Linked DNA regions of Homo sapiens: region 2 is linked to region 1. Evidence: read pairs that join two places in POLR2A ChIA-PET (ENCODE). Cell type or tissue: HCT116. All regions are shown on one strand. Links, peaks and the distances in the headings refer to the core of each region. The heading gives the core; the rest is flanking DNA.

The links. Peaks named below come from ENCODE experiments on the same cell type or tissue, not always from the same donor. Only the 100,000 strongest peaks of a DNase experiment are listed, where the experiment ranks them.
Region 2: POLR2A ChIA-PET joins it to region 1 with 5 read pairs; 2 of 35 experiments call an interaction of 5 or more read pairs at or near these places.

What each region holds. Positions count from the first base shown.
Region 1 is chr10:93,026,514-93,032,318 of GRCh38, forward strand. The region is part of intron 20 of EXOC6 (exocyst complex component 6); the gene reads left to right. Among named protein-coding and RNA genes, the nearest start is that of CYP26C1, 31 kb to the right of the region's middle. In HCT116, for the core only: no CTCF peak of the experiment used is centred there; DNase peaks (open chromatin) are centred at 2,578 and 4,118; H3K27ac peaks cover 952 bases.
Region 2 is chr10:93,343,888-93,349,692 of GRCh38, forward strand. MYOF (myoferlin) reads right to left here. Exons shown (of 54, transcript NM_013451.4): 37 at 3,730-3,895; 38 at 1-45. Among named protein-coding and RNA genes, the nearest start is that of MYOF, 140 kb to the right of the region's middle. In HCT116, for the core only: no CTCF peak of the experiment used is centred there; no DNase peak of the experiment used is centred there.

The sequences.
Region 1 (5,805 bases), core at 213-5,212:
ATGTGATTTTTACAAATCTAAGGTTTGTGATACTGCTGCATCCTGGAAGTCTTTCAGTACCGTTTTTCTAACAGCATATGGTCACTTAGTATCCTTGGTCACATTTTGTAATTCTCACAGTATTTCAAACTTTTTCATTATTACTATGTCTGTTTTTGATCTGTGATCAGTGGTCTTTGATGTTACCATTGTAATTGTTTTGGGGTGCATGAACCACACCCATATAAGATGATGAACTTAATCAATAAACCTGTGTGTTCTGACTGCTCTACCAACCAGCTGTTCCCGTCTCTTCCTCTCCTGGAGCCTCCCTATTCCCTAAGAGGTAACAATATTGAAATTAGGCTAATTAATAATCCTACAGTGGCCTCTAAGTGTTCAAGTGAATGGAAGAGCCACATGTCTCTCACAAAAGCTAGAAATGATTAACTTAATGAGGAAGGCATGTCGAAAGCTGATAGACCAAAAGCAAGGCCTCTTGCACCAAACAGCCAAGGTGTGAATACAAAGAAATAATTATTGAAGGAAATTAAAAGTGCTACTCCAGTGAACACAAGATTGATATGAGAGCAAAATAGCCTCATTGCTGATATGGAGAAAGTCCGAGTGTTCTGGATAAAAATGAAACCAGCCACAGCATTCCCTTGAGCCAAAGTATAATCCAGAGCAAGGAGGGCCTAACTCTGTTCAATTCTATGAAGGCTGAGAGAAGTGAGGAAGCTGCAGATGAAAAGTTTGAAGGTAGCTGAGGTTGGTTCATGAGGTTTAAGGAAAGAAGCCATCTCCATAACATAAACGTGCAAGATGAAGCAGCAAGTGCTAATGGAGAGGCTACAGCAAGTAATTTATCCAGAAGATCTAACTAAGATAATTGATGAAGTGGCTACACTAAGCAAGAGATTTTCAGTGTAGATCAAACAACCTTCTATTGGAAAAAGGTATCAACTATGACTTTCATAACTAGAGAAGAGAAGGCAATACTTGGTTTTAAAGTTTCAAAGGACATTCAGACTGTCTTGTTAGGGACTAATGCATCTGGTGACTTTAAGTTGAAGCCAGTATTCAATGACCATTCCAAAAACCCAAGGGCCCTTAAGAATTGTTACATCTGCCTGTGCTCTATAAATGGAACAACAAAGCCTGGGTGACAGCACATCTATTTATAGCATGGTTTGTTGAATATTTTAAGTGCACTGTTGAGACCTCCTGCTCAGAAGAAAAGAATCCTTTCAAAATATTACTGCTTATTAACAATGGACTTCATCACTCAAGAACTCTGATGGATATGTACAAGGAAATAAATGTTTTCATGCCTGCTAACACAGCATTCATTCTGCAGCCCATGGATCAAGGAATGATTTCAACTTTCAAGTCTTATTATTTAAAAATACATTTTGAAAGGCTACAGCTACCATAGAATAGTTCCTCTGATGGGTCTGGGCAAAGTCAACTGAGAGCCTTCTGGAAAGGATTCTCCATTCTAAATGCCATTAAAGACATTTGTGATTGGTCGTGGCTCACCCCTGTAATCCCGACACTTTGGGAGGCCGAGGTGGGAGGACTGCTTGAGGCTGGGAGTTTGAGACCAACCTGGACAACATAAGGAGACGCTGTCATATGTTATTTTTTTTAAAACTAGCCAAGCATGGTGGTGCTTGCCTGTAATCCCAGCTACTCTGGAGGCTAGGTGGGAGGATCGCCTGAGCCCTGGAGGTCGAGACTTCAGTGAGCCATGATCGTGCCACTCCACTCCAGCCTGGGCAACAGAGCAAGACCCTGTTTCAAAAAAAAGAAAAAAGTTTCCATTCCTCATGGATGATTTTGAGGGGTTCAAGACTTCAGTGGAGGAACTAACTGCAGAAGCCGTGGAAATAGCAAGGAAACTAGAACTGGAGCCTGAAAATGTGATTGAGTTGCTAAAATCTCATGATAAAATTTGAATGGATGAGGTATTACTTCTAACGGATAAGCAGGGAAAGTGTTTTTTTGAGATGGAATCTACCCCTGGTGAAGAGGCTGTTCACAAGGAAATTAGAATATGCTGGATGCGGTGGCTCAGGCCTGTAATCCCAGCACTTTGGGAGGCCGAGGCAGGTGGATCACCTGAGGTCGGGAGATCAGGACCAGCCTGACCAACATGGAGAAACCCTGTCTCTACTAAAAATACAGAATTAGTTGGACGTGGTGGCATATGCCTGTAATCCTAGCTACTTGGGAGACTGAGGCAGGAGAATCGCTTGAACCTGGGAGGCGGAGGTTGCGGTGAGCTGAGATCGTGCCATTGCACTCCAGCCTGGGCAACAAGAGTGAAACTCCATCTCAAAAAAAAAAAAAAAAAAAAGAATTTAGAATATTACATAAACTTAGTTGATAAAGAAGTGGCAGAATTTGAAAGGATTGACTCCAATTTTGAAAGATGTTCTACTCTGGGTAAAATGCTGCCAAACAGTATCCATGCTTCAGAGATACCTTTTGTGAAAGGAAGAGTCAATTGATGCAGTAAATTTCATTGTTGTCTTTTTTTAAGATATTGGCATAGCCACCTCAGCCTTCAGCAATCACCACCCGAATGAGTCAGCAGCCATCCACACTGAGGCAAGAGTCTCCACCAGCAAAAACATTGCTACTGGCTGAAGGCTCAAATGATCATTAGCATTTTTTTTGTAGTAAAGTACATTTAATTAGGGTGTGTACGTTGTTTTTTCAGACATGCTATTGCACACTTAATAGACTATAGTGTAAACATAACTTTCATTTACACTGGGTAACCTAAAAATTTGTGTCACTCACTTTATTGTGATAATCATTTTATTGAGGTTGTCTGGAACCAGACATATAGTATCTCCGAAGTATGCCTGTTTATTTCTTGATGACTTATAAAATTGAATTTTTTTCATCCATGTATTTGCCATTTGAATGTTCTCTTTTGTGAATAACCTGCCGAGATTTGAGGCCATTTTTCTCTATTGGGTTGTCTATGTCTGACTGATATATAGAATTTCTTTGTATATTCTGAATGGGAGTTCTTTATCAGGTCTATGTATTGTTGTAAATGTCTTCTACTCTGTTGCTTGTCTGTTCACTCTTAATAGTGTCTTTTGATGAGGAGAAGTTCATAATAGTAATGAAATCCAGTTTATTATTTTTTATGATTCTTTTAATGTCCTGTTTAAGAAATCTTTGCCCTACCCCTGAAATCACAAAGATATTTTCCTTTGTTTTCTTCTGTAATTTTATTGTTTTACCACTCATATTTAAGTTTATAATCCATCCAAAGTTGATTTTTATGCATAGTTTGGGATGTAAAGTTCCAGATTCATTTTGTTCTGTATGGTTATTCAATTGACCTAGCATCATTTATTGAAAATAAATGGATCTCATAGTGTTTTTCTTTTTTCTTTTTTTTTTTTTTGAGATGGAGTTTCGCTCTTGTTGCCCAGGCTGGAGCGCAATGGCGCGATCTCGGCTCACTGCAACCTCTGCCTCCCAGGTTCAAGTGATTCTCCTGCCTCAGCCCCCTGAGTAGCTGGGATTACAGGCATGTGCCACCACGCCCGGCTAATTTTGTATTATTAGGAGAGACAGGGTTCCTCCATGTTGGTCAGGCTGGTTTCGAACTCCCAACCACAGGTGATCTGCCTGCCTCGACCTCCCAAAGTGCTGAGATTACAGGCCTGAGCCACCGCGACTAGCCTAGTTTTTTCTGTTTAGTAGAGACGGGGTTTTGCCATGTTGCCCAGGCTAGTCGCAGACTCCTGAGCTCAAGCAGTCTGCCCACCTGAGCTCAGGCAATCTGCCTGCCTCGACCTCCCAAAGTGCTAGGATTATAGGCGTGAGCCACTGCGCCCAGCCAAAAAAATGGTAAATTTTCAAAAATAATTTGAACTTCTAAAAAAAGCATTCAGATAATTTTATGAAGTTTGATAATTACTAGAGAATTAATGCTGCTTAGATGCAGTAAACCAGTCAGTCATACAGAATAACTTGTTTTTAAGAAGCATGAACAGTAACACAGGATTCCTTGTGAAGAATGAGAAGATTTAATTGAGAAATTAAAATACCAGCTCATGTAGAGTTCAAATCCTAACAGTTGTTGGATTCCTTAGTGACTCATCAAGGCTGTTGTTATTGAGCCACAGTCTGCAAGTATGCAGAGAAAGTATGCAGTCTCCAAGTATGGAGAAAAATAAAGAATATGTTTTTACTTTTTTCTCTTACTAATATACTTCATAAATTATAAATGAGATGGGAACAATTTGAAGGGTAGATGTTTTAGTAAAATGATCAAGATAGGTTCTGTGTTTTTCTGTTTGTTGTAGAGTGTCTCATAGTATTATTAACAAAAAAGAAATACAGTTAAAGTGACATTTTTCAAGATACACCTCCCCTTAAGGCAAACAATCTAATTTTTGCCAAAATAAGAACCTTAAAGCCAAACTTCCAGGAAGAAAACAGTATTACTATTTAGTGTACTAAAAATAGGATGAAAAAATGCTGTAAGTCCTTTAGAACTTACAGATATTTTTGGCCCAGATGGTTTACTTTTCACGTTAATTTAGCTGTGAGCACCTACAGATGCAGAAAGAGAAGGAGGTAGAGGAACAAAAGCTACTTTGTTCAGTTGATCTCTTTACCTGACACCAAGCCCTCCCTGCCAGGTAAGAGGGGAAATTTACACCTAGATATGTTCTTTTTCCTGTCATCACTTCTTTGATGCAACATCATTTTTTAAAGAATACTTTAAAAAAAAAGTCATTTTGTTACCCTGCACATGAATCTTTTTATTAATTGAAACCAGGGAAGATTCTCTGCCTCCAGGAGTTCAGGAATTATTTCTGAAGGTAAAGCCCATTCTTTTTCATTTTTTAGTTGGTTTTTAACTTATCAACTCTTACAGCTTGACTTGTTCTTATCTGTGTTCTGATCTAATATGTTCTCATTTAATTAGACAAGAGTGTAGTCCATGCGTTTTCTTTCTTTTCTTTTTTCTTTCTTTCTTTTTTTTTTTTTTTTTTTTGAGCAGAGTCTTCGCTCTGTCACCCAGGCTGGAGTGCAGTGGCGCAATCTCAGCTCACTGCAACCTCCGCCTCCCAGGTTCAAGCGATTTTCCTGCCTCAGCCTCCCGAGCAGCTGGGATTACAGGCACATGCTACCGCACCCAGCTAATTTTTGTATTTTTAGTACAGAGGGGGTGTCACCATGTTGGTCAGGCTGGTCTTGAACTGCTGACCTCAGGTGATCTGCCCGCCTCTGCCTACCAAAGTGCTGGGATTATAGGCATGAGCCACCGTGCCCGCCCCCATGCCATTTTTAAAAGAGGCACCCCATAATACTACCCCTCACTTCATAGATTTGTTTTCTAATAAGACAAATGCACATATCATGAAGATATATGCCATTTCTTTCACGATAAATTGTTAAGTCTGGGCTTCTCAATATAATACACTGCAAGAGGACTAAGCAACCATTAGCCATAGGCATTACACATTTGACCACTCTTATGTTCTACCACTTTATAGGGAAATCTGTTATGAATAATTTGTAGTTTTCTATTGATTTTTTCCCCCCTTAGCCTTCGTCTCCACAGACAGGAATTTGTTGTAACATAGATTGCAGACTGGGTGTGGTGGCTCATGCCTGTAATTCCAGCAGTTTGGGAGGCTGAGGCAAAAAATCAGCCAGGTATTGTGGTGCACACCTGTAGTCCCAGCTAGTCAGGAGGCTGAGTCAGGAGGATTGCTTGAGCCTGGGAGTCAAGGCTGCAGTGAGCTATGATTGCACCACTGCACTCCATCCTGGGCAACA
Region 2 (5,805 bases), core at 462-5,461, 320 kb after region 1:
TTTCGATAACGATGTCCCGGCATGGTGGGGCAGACAGAAGGGAGGCTGCAAGACAAATACTTTCTTAATCTAAGATACTTAGAGAAATACAGTGGTGAACATTCTACTCCAAGTTCAAGTTTAACAGCCATAGGGTGGATGGTAGAGTTTATTCTTGGATGGGACTTACAGAATAGAGAGGACAACTCCTGAATGTAGAAAATAAACCAACAATCCATCACGTTTCCCCAAACATAATATGGTTTTAGACATTTTCTAGGGGATTATATGTTCATTACTGTTTTTAGACAATTAGTCCAGTGCCTATACAGAAAGTGCTCAAAAAACAATTGTGTCAATACATGTCTTTAGAGGGTGCAGGAGTAAGTGGGGAACCGACATTTTTTAATTTCAATAGCTTTTGGGGTACAAGAGGTTTTTGGTTACATGGATGAATTATATGGTTGTGAATTCTGAGATTGTAGTGCACCTGTCACCTGAGTAGTGTACATTGTGCCCAGTATGCAGTCTTTTATCCCCCTCCCCCTTCTGAGTCTCCAATGTCCATTGTACCACTCTGCATGCCTTTGTATTCCCATAGCTTAGCTCCTACTTATAAGTGAGAACATACAGAGAGCCTACATCTAAAGGAGTCTTCTTTTCTTGAAGTTTGTTCCTAAGAAACAGAAAATAAAGAAGAGAAAAATAAGAAAAAGAAGGGAAAGGAGGGGTGAGAGGCCAGGGGAAGGAGAAATATCTAATGTAGATAACAGGTTAATGGGTGCAGCAAACCAACATGGCACGTGTATACCTATGTAACAAACCTGCACGTTCTGCACATGTATCCCAGAACTTAAATTAAAAAAAAAAAAAAAAAAAAAAAAAAGAAGGGAAAGGAAAGGAAAAGAAAAGCAGGGTGGATTGTTGTATATTTCAGGCCTGAGGTTGCAGTGGCTTATTCAGCCCTTATTCTCAACAGCGTATGCAGAGGGAGAAGACACATGCCCTGACTTTATGTACAATTCCCAGAATATCTGTGACTCAGGATTTGGGGGTTAGAGCATGGACTCAGGAGTAGTCCCTGGGCTTACTACATTTGATTCAGCTAAAGGGGTGGGGGATACCAAAGCCTCACCCTGGGGCGGGGGTAGGATGAGAGGTACATCTCCCATTTATTGAGGAAGCACCAAACAGGAAGACATTTAACAGAAGGCCAGAACCTAGACAGAACAAACTCTGCCAAGCCAACAGAACTTTCTGCTTAACCACCCTGGCAATTGACATACAGGACATAAAGGAGGAGAAACAACAAACCTTTTTCGGTACCCACCATGTGCTGGGCACTGAGCTAAACACTTTACTTACATGACCTCACTTAGTACCTCAATAGTCCTGTAGAATATGTGCCATTATCCCTGTTTTAAAAATTTTAAAACAAACAGAAGCTAACAGCAAGCAAGTCACTTGCTTCAGGTGAAACAATTAGTGGTAAGTTGGGGAGTAAGTAACCTAGGTTTGGCTGACTCCAAAGCTTGTGTTTTAACCACCACACCAGAGCCTGGAGGAACCATCAGGGGGATAGCGGGGAGGAGGGGAGACTGACATTTCCTGAGCATCTGTGATATATCAGTTACTGTGTGAGGTAGTTTTAGATCCACGTGGCACCCCTAGACCTGTAAGCAGTCTCTACACTTCCAAGATAAGCTCCCCTGCAGATCCTGACAAGTCCAACAGTACAGAACAAGACAACCAGAGGGCAGGGTCACAGGAACACAACTGAACATAAGTTCTTTCCTAGAGGATCAGTTCTCCACTTCACCCTCCTCATGGAAACAAAGCCCAAGGGACAGGAGGAGAAAGTTATTCTGTGTGCTTCCAACATGAGGCCATCCAAGTGCCCTCAACTCTTAACCTATCACTGGTTTTATGAAAGGACCAGATTTTCCTTTTCTGGGGCTCTCTGAAGCCTTGACCACACTCTACATTGATTACATAGAATTGCTAGCCAGGGCAGTCTGCCTTAGACCCAGCCCACCCCTGAGCAATAGACACAAACAGGTCCACGTAAGTGATTCTGGGGCCAGAGAAAGCGTGTAGCATTTGTACCCTCTGGGTGATTTCACATATTTGGACCAAAAAACCTTCTCTCATGAAAACAGTAAGAAAAAAAAAGCCAGGAAAGTGGTTTCTCTCCATTTAGTAACCTCAAATGAAACAATTCCTGCAATTACAACAATCCTTGTTGTTATCAAAAATGCTATTTTAGGCACCGTCAATTCAGCATAAAATGTTTTATATGGGACATTTCTTAATAAGCACATGTAGAGTTTTGCTTAAATGTGACTGTGGATTTTTTTCCTCTTCTCTGAATCAGGGATCCAGGATGCTTAGTCAGACCTACACAGCAGATGAATTTCAGAGGCTCTGTAAAATCAGTACTCACACTTATGAAAGTTTTAATGGAACTAGTTAGTGACACAGCTGCTTAAATAGAAGACATCTGCTTCAGTCTTGAAGCCACCAAGGATCAGCCGAATGAGGCTGTTCCAGCCCTCCCACGGTGTCTAATTTATGAGGCCAGGGGCCCTGGGATCTCTTGCACTGATGCAATGTAGCCCCCAGCCCCTAACACAGTCCCTAGCACATGGTAAGCTAAAAGCAAGTAACTATTGAATGGGTAATTGCAAAATGCTGTATCACTAGCTATTATTTATTATGGAAATCTAAAGTAAGTATTATGCCCTGCTCTATCATTTACATATTAATTATATGTGATAATGAGGTAGGCCAACAGGTGGAAAGCAATCTGAAATAAAATCTCCTCCTCTCTCAGTGTTCATGGGGTCAGGGAGCTTCCTGTTTTCCCCATCAAGATATTTATCACACTGGACTGCAACTGCACACTTCCTCGTTTGCCTTCCCTGCTGGACTTTTGCTTTGTGAGAGGGGAACATGCCTTTCTTGGTCCCCACTGTCCCCAGATATCTAGAACAGCACGTGGCAGTCAGTGAGTGCTTCCTAACCATTCAGTGAAAGGCAGAGGAAATGACTTCATCCCCATCACTGATGTGGGAACAGCTCTCCCTGCTTTGCAAGCTGCTTGTTGAAAGGTGAATAGGGAACATTCATGAGCACTTAACACTTCCTCAAAAGAAGTCTTACATTCACCCAGGAGCAGGACGCTTCAGAGAGGAATCCCTCGAGCATGCCACCCACCCCTAAAACAAGGCCGAGATTCCAGCCCAGCTCTGCCACTTACGAATGATAGAACCTTAGGAAAGTGCCATAACCCACCGCAACTCACGCAGTTTGCTCATCCGTAAAATGTAGACAATGAATCCAGGACTTACCTTGAGTAGGTTTGTAAAGAGTAAATCAGAGCCATGCATGAAAAGTCCCCAGACGGCCGGGCGCGGTGGCTCACGCCTGTAATCCCAGCACTTTGGGAGGCCGAGGCGGGTGGATCATGAGGTCAGGAGATCGAGACCATCCTGGCTAACAAGGTGAAACCCCGTCTCTACTAAAAATACAAAAAATTAGCCGGGCGCGGTGGCGGGCGCCTGTAGTCCCAGCTACTCGGGAGGCTGAGGCAGGAGAATGGCGTGAACCCGGGAAGCGGAGCTTGCAGTGAGCCGAGATTGCGCCACTGCAGTCCGCAGTCCGGCCTGGGCGACAGAGCGAGACTCCGTCTCAAAAAAAAAAAAAAAAAAAAGAAAAGCCCCCAGACTTATGCACAGCCTTGCATGTTACCTTTGAGCTGTGGGACGATGTCCTCTTTCCCTGCATAAGGGTCACAGCGAAAGCGGTCCAGGCGCTCGATGGTGCACTGGCCGACGACAGGCTTCCGCCCAAACTGCCTGTGGTCGATGACCTTGATCACCAGTGGGGGCATGTACAATTCCTCCTTGGGCAAGAACTGGGGGTCACAAAGGTAGGTTTCATTTCTCAAGACCAGACGAGGGCAGCTTTGAGAAAAATTCCCCAGATGGACCAGTCCAGATTCTCTCTGCCACACAGCCCAGAGGACTCGCAATAGTTCAGTTACTCATGTGCCAGGCAAGGAGCTCCGTGCTTAAGAGCGTGAGCTGTCAGCCAGACTGCCTGGGTCAAATCCTGGCACTGCCACCATGAACTACCTGGCTAACCCTTCCATGCCCCCATTATTTCATGAGTAATAGTAACATTGTTGAATTACTCTATGTGAAGAGTACTTAGAATAGTACCTGACCCATGCTGTGTCCTGTAAGTGTGGAATCACTGACCCATGCTCTTTACTCTCAGTCACTGCCCTATACTCTTCCCTGTGCTCTGCTTCCTGGGAGGGGACATGCACAAGGCTAACTAGCCCAGGGCTTTGGTCATCTACTAGCCAAGTTCTGAGCAGACTTTAGAAATGGTCAAGACAAAACTGAACTTCTAAGGGAAATAACTGTGGCTGAGAGTCTCTTTGCCCTGGAAATTCAGTGTAAAAATGGATTGCTACTTTCTCCTCAACTCCCCCTGGCTCCCTCTCATGGAATTTGGTGGCTTTGGTGACAATGCCTGATTGGGGAATCATGAGCTGACCTAGGGGCCCATTTGGTATGTGGTTCAGGTGAATTTCTATCTCTGGCTTGACACAGGAATAGAAACTGGGGTCACCTGAGTGGTTTTTCTCATCTCTGCTGACCAAGGCTAGATTCCAGACTAGAACTTGGAAGGTGAGGGAGGTGTGGGGAGTAGACAAGGATAGGTGGAGTGGCCCAGGGACAACCACTTTGGGACCCTGGCTGGCAGCATCCCGGTGGCTCGCCGTCTGTCGCATGATAGGGAGGGGAGCATGGGCATTGGGGTTGTAAGGACCTATGTGCAAACTCTGGCCACTCACTTGCTAGCGACATCCCCTTGTGTAAATCTGTTACCTCTTGCTTTTCCCCAAGGTGGGCATAAGAGAGGTGAAAATGTTCACCCCGCAGGATTAAAGACGAGGTGTACCAAGTAAGAATGCACCAAGCCCTACACTGCAGCTGTCACTAGTTAGGACATAGTCACTGTGGTATAGAAGGTGTGGCCTAACACTATGACACTGGATAAATCATTTCCCCTCTTTAGGCCTCAGTTTCCTCCTCTGTAATGTAAAATAAGAGGTTAAAGCACGTGACCCTAGAGTTCAAGAGCACTGTATTGGAGACATCAAGGTCAGGAAAATGACTGGGGTGGGGAAAGGAAGGTTCTAGGTCTTCCAACACTTCAAGGTAAGAAACTGTCTTTATGTCACCTATTTATATAATAGAGTAAAAAAGAAAGATTTTTTTTTTAAAGTTAAGAAATTAACTGCTTTAAAAATGGAAAGACTGGGTGGCCTCTTCTCACCCCAGGTATTATGGGGTCTGTGATGGAGAGCTGTGAACTGGATCTGATGCTCTCACATCTTTAACAACCAGAGGGTAGCCTCAATGGACCAAAGAAGGTGCCATCCCAGGGGCACCTGGAGGTGGGGCACAGTTATGGGCTGCCAAGGTCATGGCCCTATCACCCCATATACCTTCCCCCACAGCTGCCCCTTCCCCAGACAGCCAGTCCTTATCCAGAAGGTTCTGGTCCATGCACAGTTGTAGGGGGTATATCTGGTCCATGCATGACTGGGGGTTAATATTCTGCCTTCATGGGGTTGACCAACAGCTTGTAATAGATAGCTGAATAGATGGAAAGTTTACTGGAGAAATAAGTAAGTATTGCTCACAGATATTTCTGTGCCACTGGAGTTATTTTGAAGCTTTAAGAAATCATCACTACAGTGGGAGAATTTAAGGGGAAAAAGTCACTGACAAGCTGAATATAAGGCAG